Regions from separate parts of the Homo sapiens genome. Here region 1 is linked to region 2. A link is a loop called in an ENCODE intact Hi-C map of the cell type or tissue named here. Cell type or tissue: PC-3. All regions are shown on one strand.

Evidence for each region. Hi-C counts contacts between places; a loop is a spot of excess contacts. Peaks named below come from ENCODE experiments on the same cell type or tissue, not always from the same donor. Only the 100,000 strongest peaks of a DNase experiment are listed, where the experiment ranks them.
Region 1: a loop joins it to region 2, with 2.4 times the contacts of the local background. A loop is called at or near these places in 8 of 110 quality-filtered maps.

Annotation. Positions count from the first base shown.
Region 1 is chr7:130,420,285-130,425,284 of GRCh38, reverse strand. The region is part of intron 2 of CEP41 (centrosomal protein 41); the gene reads left to right. Among named protein-coding and RNA genes, the nearest start is that of CEP41, 18 kb to the left of the region's middle. In PC-3, no CTCF peak of the experiment used is centred here; no DNase peak of the experiment used is centred here; H3K27ac peaks cover 1,419 bases.
Region 2 is chr7:130,483,095-130,488,094 of GRCh38, reverse strand. MESTIT1 (MEST intronic transcript 1, antisense RNA) reads left to right here. Exons shown (of 2, transcript NR_004382.2): 2 at 1-2,053. It also overlaps a transcript of MEST not described here. Among named protein-coding and RNA genes, the nearest start is that of MESTIT1, 5.4 kb to the left of the region's middle. RefSeq lists a silencer at 929-1,148 and an enhancer at 1,236-1,285. In PC-3, CTCF peaks have their summits at 1,722 and 1,922 (motif pointing left); a DNase peak (open chromatin) is centred at 1,834; H3K4me3 peaks cover 1,791 bases; H3K27ac peaks cover 726 bases.

The sequences.
Region 1 (5,000 bases), 63 kb after region 2:
CGCACCACCATGTCTGGCTAATTTTTGTATTTTTAGTAGAGATGGGTTTTGTCATGTTGGCTAGGCTTGTCTCAAACTCCTGCCTCAAGTGATCCACCCGCCTTGGCTGGGATTACAGGCATGAGCCACCGCACCCAGCCCATTGCAGTTTTAATTTGCATTTTCCTGTGGTAATAGTGAACATCTTTTCATGTGCTTGTTTGTTTTCTGTATACCTTCTTTGGTGAAATACCTGTTCATATCTTTTGCCTATGTTCTAATTCGTTTGTTTGCTTTTTTACTGTTGAATTTTGAGAGCTCCTTATACATTCTAGCTACTGATCCTTTGTCAGATATATGGTTTGCAAATATTTTTTCCTAGTTCATAACTTGTCTTTTCATCCTCTTAACAGGGTCTTTGGAAGAACAAAAGTTTTTAATTTTGATGAGGTCCATTTTATCAGCTTTTCCTTTTATGGATCATTATTTTGTTGTCTAGTCTAAAAAGTCTTTGCCTGGCCTCGATCCCAATGATTTTTTTTTCTACCATGATTTTTTTTCTAAAAGTTTTATATATAAGTTCATGATAAACTTTGAGGTAATTTTTGTATAAGAGATGTGACTCACATCAAGACTAAGTTTTTGCTTACGGATATTCAATTGGTCTGGTGCCATTTGTTAAAAAGGTTACCTTTTCTCTATTTAATTACGTGTTCACCCTTGTCAAAAATCAGTTGGGCATATTTACGTGGGTCTATTTCTGGGTTCTCTATTCTGATCCCATGATCCATGTGTCTGCCTTCTGCCAATATCCTAATATTGATTACTATAGCTGTATAGTAAATTGGATACTTAAAATTGGTTAAACTGACTATGCCCACTTTCTTTTTCTTTTTTTTTTTTTTTGAGACAGGGTCTTACTCTGTAGTCCAGGCTGGAGTGCAGTGCTGTGATCTTGGCTCACTGTAACCTCCACTTCCTGGGCTCAAGCAGTTCTCCCACCTCAGCCTCCCAAGTAGCTGGGATCACAGGCGGGCGCCACCATGCCCGGCTAATATTTTTGTATTTTTTGGTAGAGACAAGGTTCTACCATGTTGGCCAGGCTGGTCATGAACGTCTGACCTCAAGTGATCCACCTGCCTCGGCCTCCCAAAGTGCTGAAATTACAGGCATGAGCTACAGTGCCCAGCCTTTCTTTTTCTTTATACAGTTATTTTAGCTATTTTAATTCCCTTGCCTTTCCATATGAATTTTAGAATAATCATATTTACATTTACTTTTTAAATGCTGTGATTTTGATAGGAGTTGCATTAAGCCTGTTTGTCAACATGGGGAGAATTGACATATTTACTATGTTGAGTAACCACTAATCTACTTTCTCTATCTATGGATTTGGCTATTCTGAACATTTCGTGTAGATGCAATCATACAGTATGTAGCCTTTTATGTCTGGCTTCTTTCACTTAGTGAAATGTTTTCAAGATTCATGTATGCTGTAGTATGTGTCGGTTCTTCATTCCTTTTTATTGCCAAATAATCTTCTGTTGTATAGCTATTCCACATTTTGTTTACCCACTCATCAGTTGATGGACATTCGGGTTGTTTACACTTACTGGACATAGTGCTGCTAAGAACATCAGTGTACAAATTTATGTGTGAACATGTGTTTTTAATTCTCTTGGGCATATACCTAGGACTTGAATTGCTTTTCATATGGTAACTGTATGTCTAATTTTTTGAGGAACTGCCAAACTGTTTTCCACAGCAGCCACACCACTTCACATTCCCAGCAGCAATGTAGGAGGGCTCTATTTTCTCCACATCATCACCAATGCTTGTTATTGTTCATCGTTTTGATTACCATCTTTGTGGGCATGAAGTGGTATATTATTATGGCTTTGATTTTCATGTTCCTAATGACTGATAATGTTTGAGCACCTTTTTATGTGCTTTTTGGTATTTGTATATCTCTTATGGAGAAATGTCTATTCAAATCATTTGCCCATATTTATGTTGGGTTATTTTTCTTCTTATTTGTTGAGTTATAAAAGTTCTTTTGGCTGGGCGCAGTGGCTCACACCTGTAATCCCAGCACTTTGGGAGGCCGAGGCAGGTGGATTGCCTTAGCTCAGGAGTTCAAGACTAGCCTGGGCAATACGGTGAAACCCTGTCTCCACTAAAATACAAAAAAATTAGCCAGGCATGGCAGCGTGCACCTGTAGTCCCAGCTACTTGGGAATCCGAGGCAGGAGAATCGCTTGAACCCAGGAGGCGGGGGCTGCAGTGAGCCAAGAAGGCGCTACTGCACTCCAGCCTCGGTGACAGAGCGAGACTCCGTCTCCAAAAAATAAAAATAAAAAAAGAGTTGTTTTATATATTCTGGATACTAGAGTCTTGTCAGAAATATGATTTGCAAATATTTTCTCCCATTCTGTGGGTTATCGAGGGTTTTCTTTTTCTTAGCTGGAGGAGTAGCTAAGTACATCTACCCCATCTTTCTGGAAGCAGAAGTCTCCCAAACTAGTCTTGTAAAGCTTTTGGAAGGGCCAAAGTGTGTTTCATTGCTTAAAACTCACAGTATTTTAAAGTCAGTGTGGGAGAGAAATCTTATTCTAGTGTTCGATTTTTTTTGTTGTTTCAAATTTAGAAATTATTCTAAAGTCAGTTTAGGGGAGAGATTTTTATTTTAATGCTTATATTTCTGTGCATTTTTGTGACTTACCTCCCTGTGTATTCAGAAAAAGTTTTCTACCTGGTGTGCAGCAGCCTATGCATTATGTGCCAGGGTACAGATCCCTGCAGCCCTTTAGCCAACAGGGCCTGGATCAACCCAAACCCAGCATTGTATCCACATTTTATCATTGTATGTGTATCATGAGGTGAAAAGGGTGAGGAGTTAAGAAAACAGAAAAGGGACCTTATAGCCCAAGTAAGAGTACAGAGTTTCTACCTGTGGTTTGTTTTTAAGCTCTGCAGTCAGAGCATTGGAAATAGGCACAGGAATGAGTGAGCATTTCTCATTTTTAGGCTAAATAGATGGGTCTTTCATCTTTTCTTACCAAACAGCAAGCAATTCAGAGTAATCACAAGAAATCAAGAATTTCGTGATATCTCCTGTCTTCACCCAAATCACATTCTACTGAGTTCTTCAAAGACTGCTATCTTCCTCCTGGTTAAAGATTATTTTTTGTTTTTATACCTCTGGCTCTGCTTCTCATATGAACTCAAACACTGAGTGCAGCCATGGCTAGAAATCTCAGAATTATTTTGAACTTCAAATATTTCTTTTGTTCCATAGGTGCCTGTGTGTATCTTACCAGCTCCCCAGCACTGCCAGACTGTGCCATGAATGGATTATGCTTCTGATGAAATCCCTGGCTGCGTTTTGTTCAGTCACCACCGCAGGGTTCTTGTATATTCTCAAGCACCCTCTCTGGGTTTCTGTTTTGCAGCACTGCAGGCTGATTAAGGGACACTTTCCAAACCACAGGGCTCTCCCTTTATTAGTCCCCACAGTCTTTCATTGGCTGCATTGTCCTCCCATTTCTATCTATATTCAATCTAATTTCCAATTTCTTTAGCTTTCTGAAATTCTGTAGGCTTTCTCCACTCAGTCTTTTCTAGCCTTATTTTTGTCTTTTTAAAAATTCACCTTCCTTTTATTATCTCTAGACAAACTATTCATTCCCTCTTTTCTTCTTTAGGCTTTACTTTTCCTGAATATTTGCTAATAGCCTTGACTGTAAGCATCAAACTCATTATAGACTAGGTACTCTTCATTTTTATTTGTTGTTTAATTCTGTTTCTTCCGTCAAAGGAAGAAATATATGTGAAAGGCTTTTATAAACCAGAAAGCACTATACACACATATCACTTATTGAGGTTAACAAAGGACCACTGTGCCTCTTTTCATGCTTTCTGCTCTTCCAAGCCAAGAGAACTTCTCCATAGAGGAGGGAAATATTGAAGAAAAATAAAGCCATGGAGTTGTCTCTTAGCAACTGAGTTCGTGCCTTATAAATCTCATCTACTTTAGATTACTGCTGCACAAAATCACTTGCTTTTCTTATTGGCTCAGTATAAATAATGTTATTAAATTATAGGAAAACAATGGAAAAAATCTAATGAATGACTCATTCACTGAATCAGTTGCACTCTGTGTTTGCACAGCACTGTTGCTATAGTCGGGTTGTTTCTTCCTCTTGATTCTAATTGTAAAGTTTTGTTATATATCTTTTATCACAACTTTAGTTGTAAGTAAACAAAGTAGAAGCTAAATGCTACCTTATACATTTATAGGTTGCTTAAGTCGTGAAGCAATATGAGTCATATATGTAGCACATAACATATACTGTATATAAGTCAAGTTGTACATAGTTTAAAGAAAATCAGGTGTGCAGAAACTCAGACCAAATTGGGAAGTATTTGCATTATAAAATAACTCATTATAAGGATTTTTCAGTTAGTAGATCTCCATAGTAAATTTCATTCAGCAAATGTGTATTTTTCCTATTTATTTATTTATTTATTTATTGAGATGAAGTCTCGCTCTGTTGCCCAAGCTGGAGTGCAGTGGCGTGATCTTGGCTCACTGCAACCTCTGCCTCCCAGGTTCAAGCGATTCTTCTGCCTCAGCCTCCTGAGTAGCTGGGACTACAGGTGCGCACCACCATGCCTGGCTAATTTTTATATTTTTAGTAGAGACGGGGTTTTACTATGTTGGTCAGGCTGGTCTCGAACTCCTGACCTTGTGATCCTCCCGCCTCGGCCTCCCAAAGTGCTGGGATTACAGGCGTGAGCCACTGTGCCAGGTCTAGTTATTTATTTATTTATTGTAGAGATGGGCTCTCACTGTGTTGGCCAGGGTGGTCTTGAACTCCTGGCCTCGAGCAATCCTTCCACCTCAGTCTCCCAAAGTGCTGGGATTACAGGTGTGAGCTATCACACCTGGCCATTTTTTTTTTTTTTTTTTTTTTTGAGATAGAGTCTCACTCTGTCACCCGCATTGTAGTGCAGTGGCG
Region 2 (5,000 bases):
ACAAATTCACAGCTCAGTCTTCCCTAGTTATGTCCCTCAGCCCAGAACCCTTGGTACAACATGCTGCTTTGTACTGAGGGCAAGGCAAATTGAAGACATTATCATCAATAAAATCACATCGAGCCCGCTCTCAACCAAATTAACCAATGTGGCCGGGCGCAGTGGCTCATGCCTGTAATCCCAGCACTTTGAGGCTGAAGCAGGCGGATCACTTCAGGTCAGGAGTTCGAGACCAGCCTGGCCAACATGGTGAAACCCCGTCTCTACCAAAAATACAAAAATTAGCCATGTGTAGTGGTGTGTGCCTGTAGTCCCAGCTACTTGGGAGGCTGAGGCAGGAGAATAGCTTGAGTCCCGGAGGCAGAAGTTGCAGTGAGATGAGATGGCGTCACTGCACTCCAGCCTGGGTGACAGAGCGAGACTTCATCTCAAAAACAAAACCAAACAAAAACAAATTAACCAATATATCCCTGAAGCTACTGGTGTGTTCCTCTTCAGGCCCATTTTTGAGTAAAAGTGTTTGGCTGTAAAAAGCTCAAAAGATGAGTGGCAGACGAGGGAAGCAGTGGAACTGAATAATCTCTTACCCAAATAAGATGAACCTAAATGACAGATGGTTGTTTCTCCAGGTGACAGTATTAGTGGGCACCCCTAAACTATCTTCACACACCCTCTGCATTACTCCACACATCCCATTATCCCACAGCTGGTACTTCTTCACCAGGTACTCCTGCCCCACTATCCCACACCTAGAGGACATTTTATCCACTCAAACAGATAAATAGGCTGAAGGATTCTAATTAAGTAATAGAATCTTGCATTTTTATAGCTCTTTACCCTTTCACATATATCATCTCATTTGTCACTCACCACAGTCCCCTAAGGAAAACAGCTACTTTCTTTCAGACAGGCAATTTTCTAGCTGCCTGGGAGCTAGGAGGAGGAAAGGGCTTCAGCACAGGCACAGTCGCTCTTTCTCGCTTTTTTTTTTTTTTCCTGTTACTACCTTCCCACATTAGATTATGCCTCCAGCCAGAATGAGTCAACCAGGAGCAGGTGCTTCCGTTTTCCTCGACTGCTCTCCTCACCTCACACCTTCTTCAGCTGTCCCCCTCCCTGAACCAGGCCCCCAGCCGCGCCACCACTGCCGCTCTCCGCCCTGGTGACCCCAGCGCCTGGACCTGGACCGACACCTGCAGCTCCGACCCGGAACAGCCACGCCCTCTACCACTCGGTCACACCCGTGTGCCTGCGACCTTTCCAACCTCCAAGGCTGGCTGTCCCACAAGTAGGAAGGCGCAGCCTCCCAAGAAATCGAGTCCCCACGCCCAGGAGGGCGGGTGGAGCCAGCTAACGGAATGACTAAACTCTGTCGCGGGGGTCAAGCCTCGGCGAGGGTTGTGTGACTTTTGTGTTCTCTACGACCCCGAGGTGCTGGGAGGCGACGACCGAGGCTCTCGCCCACGTGGCCCTCTTCTGGACCGGCGGCGGCGCACCTCGTATGGGCACCCACGCGCCCCGGGAGCCCTCCCCTCGCCAGCACAGCCTCACGCCTCCTGGGCCACGCGCACTTACCTGCCCCTAGGACTGGTGTGGCCCACGCACACGAGCCACACCCCCAAGGAGGGCTAGTCCCACTCCTGGAGCGGGCTGCGAGGGTGCACGGGGAGGCTCCACTCCTTCCCCGCCCGCCTCTTACCTGATTCAGGTAAGACCTTGCCTACAGGACTCCATGTTTCGGAGAACCGGTTGCGCATGCGCTTCCTGAGGCCAGAGGTTCTCGGCCTTCACCCTGTTCCCAGGGAGGACCCGGCCACGAATACGCGGCTCGGGGCTAGAGCGTCGCCAGGTCCGCGCACAAGCCCATCGCCCCCGAGCCCAGCATGTGCTGCCGCCTTCTCCCTGCCAGGCGTCAGCGCCACCTATTGCAAAGGGTATGAAATGGCAGGCCGTGGCTTCGACAATAGCCTCCGGCATTGGATAAAGAGAATAAAATTGTATTCGGCCTGATCTGAGTACTTTTACATAATAAAAGTGAAGGCCAAAGAAGTGACATTTTGATAGTTATTAACTACCTAGAGATCTTCGGCGAGCCTTCCGTATTTCAGCCCTTCCCCTAATTTCGCAATTACCCTAAAGATGGTGTCCATCGCCAGCCCTCTCTCTACCCCGTGCTCTCGATCCTTATATTTGCTGCTTTCTGCTGTTCACATGGCGAACACAGGCATCACATACTCAACAAGGGCCAGGTGAAATTCACTACCCTTTCTCACCTCCTCTTTCCCACACTACAAACTGACCCCTGTCCTAAGAACTGACGCTTCCTTCTCTAGTCTGTATCTTGGTTAACGCACTTCTGTCCACCCCTGTCTCCCACACACTGTCACCAACCCCTGTGGAACAGTGGAATGAGACCAAGGGGTCGGGTACCCTTAGATACAGATCCCAACAAGTTCCCTCCTCCCCATCCTTTTCATCTTACCTCCCAAGGGTCTCTTGAGTTCAGCTTGCTCCCCTCCATTCCTAATGCCATTTGCCCTTGTTCGGGGCATTATTTCTCACCTGGACTACTGCCTCCTAATTGGCTTCCAAGTCTCCACCATCACACATTTCTGGTCCATCATTCACAAACCTGCCAAAGTGATTTTTCTAAAATGCAAATCTGATCACATCTCTCTTATAAAACTCTTTACTGACACCCTATTGCTGGTGCTAAATTCAAGCTCTTCAGCTCCGCATGCAAAACACTTCAAAATCTGGTCCTTGCCTTGACTTCCTCTAGAATCTTCTATCTTACCACCTCCATCTTACCCACCCCCACCAAAACCTCATGATCTGACCAAACATTACTAATTATAGTTCCTCCCAAAACACCATGCAGTTTCCTTTCTCCGTGCCTTTACACATGTTCTCCAGGACCAGCTATGTCCTGTCCCACTTGGGCTACCTAAAAAATTCCTCCTCGTTCTTTAAAAATCAATGTAATTTTCACATCCTCTTGCAAGCCTTCCATGAAACTTTCCTATGGAAATGATCCCTCCCTCCTCTGTGCTTTCTCTGTCCCTCTGTTGCCTTATCACATTGTTTTGTGATGATGTTTGCAGACCTGTCTTGTCTCTCCTACCACAGAGCTGAGCTTCTTGAGGACAAGGACAGCATCTTACTCATTTCTATGTCCCTTTTGCCAACCCAACATTTTAATTTTCTTTTTATAGACAAGAGATCTCACCCTGTCTCCCAGGCTGGAGTGCAGTGGTGCGATCATAGCTTGCTGCAGCCTCAAACTCCTGAGCTCAAGAAATCCTCCTGCTTCAGCCTCTCAAATAGCTGGTATTACAGGCATGCACCGTCATGCCCAGCTCAACCCAACATTTTATAATAATGATGATAAGAATGAATAACAGCAAATATTTGTTAATCGCTTTGTGCCAGACTCTGTGCTGAATTTCTCATATGTACATTTTTAACTTCTGATGATTACCCTATAAAGAACTATTATTATCCTAATTTTACTAATGAGAAAACAGGCTTTGAAAGATTAAGGAGCTTGCCCATGGTCACAGAGCTGGTAAATTGTGGAATCAAGATTTAAATCCAGATCTATCTGCTCATGTTTATCTATTCATCAGTTTGGTAGAACTAAAATATTTGAAAAACCACTAGTCATTTTTTAAAGTATTAATGCTTACAGAGTTAATTTATCTTTTAAAGGGAAAACACATAGCTATTCTACTCTAGTGGATGGAAATAGAGTGTTCTAATTTAAACTAATGGTATAGAAAGCCAAATAAATACTCTTGATGTCAGGCTAAATGAGAAAATGATCCTACTTTTATCCCATGTAATCTGTTCTTATTATATGAATGTTACGAGTATTTTTGCTTAGAGATTGATATATTACAAGCCAGTAATAGATTTTTCTTAAAAACTCCTTTTGAAGAAGAGAGATCTAAATTGAAAGACAACCATAGAATGTTTAATGAGTTGTGAGAGATGAAGATACCAAGATATTGTGAGGGACGTGTGAGGTCTAAATGAGTTAATATGTGTAAAGCACTTGGTGGGGTGCCTGGCACACAAGAAGCACTGTATTATTGCTGCCGCTGTTCTTATTAAGAACTTCAAGTAGCTTGCAATCCAGTGGTAGAGATAAACGCATAAGCTGACAACAAGTAATGTGATAAATGATGTAATTTAGCTATGATCAAAATTCTGTGGGCATTCCAAGGGGACAGGGTCTGCCAGGGAATAGGGAGAGTGGCAGGAAAACAAGATGGCACCCAGAGATCCCACAGCTGCAGAGTGAGCACGTTGCTAGAACTAGAGCAACGCAACCTTTTTCAGAAACACTTTATTTGTTGGTAAATCTTTTACTACTAAAGGCTTTACTTCTTAGAATCCACAATGTTTAAAGTTTCCACAGTTTCAAGCACTCCTTTGCCTCTGGTGGTTGGGGGAAGGGGGCCACTGGGCAGAAGGGCAAGGCTTTCACCAAGATGATATGAGAATGGGGAACAGGGGGAAGAGGTCTCTGAAGCTTATGAAGATGTGGCCCAGTACTCAAAGGAAGTTCTGGCCTCATCTAGAAGTCCAACGAGGATGTTCAGACTCCAGGAGGGGAAGACACATTCCCATCCCCCAGGCTCCTGTCCCTCTCTAGTAGAGGAGAAACAGTGGAGCACAGACTTGGTGATGTGTACATTGAGCAAGAGGGAAGGGGTAGGCGGTGGAGCTGTGGCCCAACTTGGCGGGCACTGCCCAAAAAAGCCCACCTTTTTCCTCCAAACCCATGCCAGGTGTCTAGCACACTAACTCAGTGTTTCCTAAGCCAAATGACATGGAAGGCTGCTTAAAAGTCTACATTCTTTACTACAGGCCATTAACTTTATGTAGGCAAAACATATTTATGTTCCTCTGGTTCTTCAATAAACAGAGTAGAGAAACTTTCTGTGGGTAGTTCACTCTGGGCCGGTGAAAAGAGGGCAGCTATTCTGATGTGA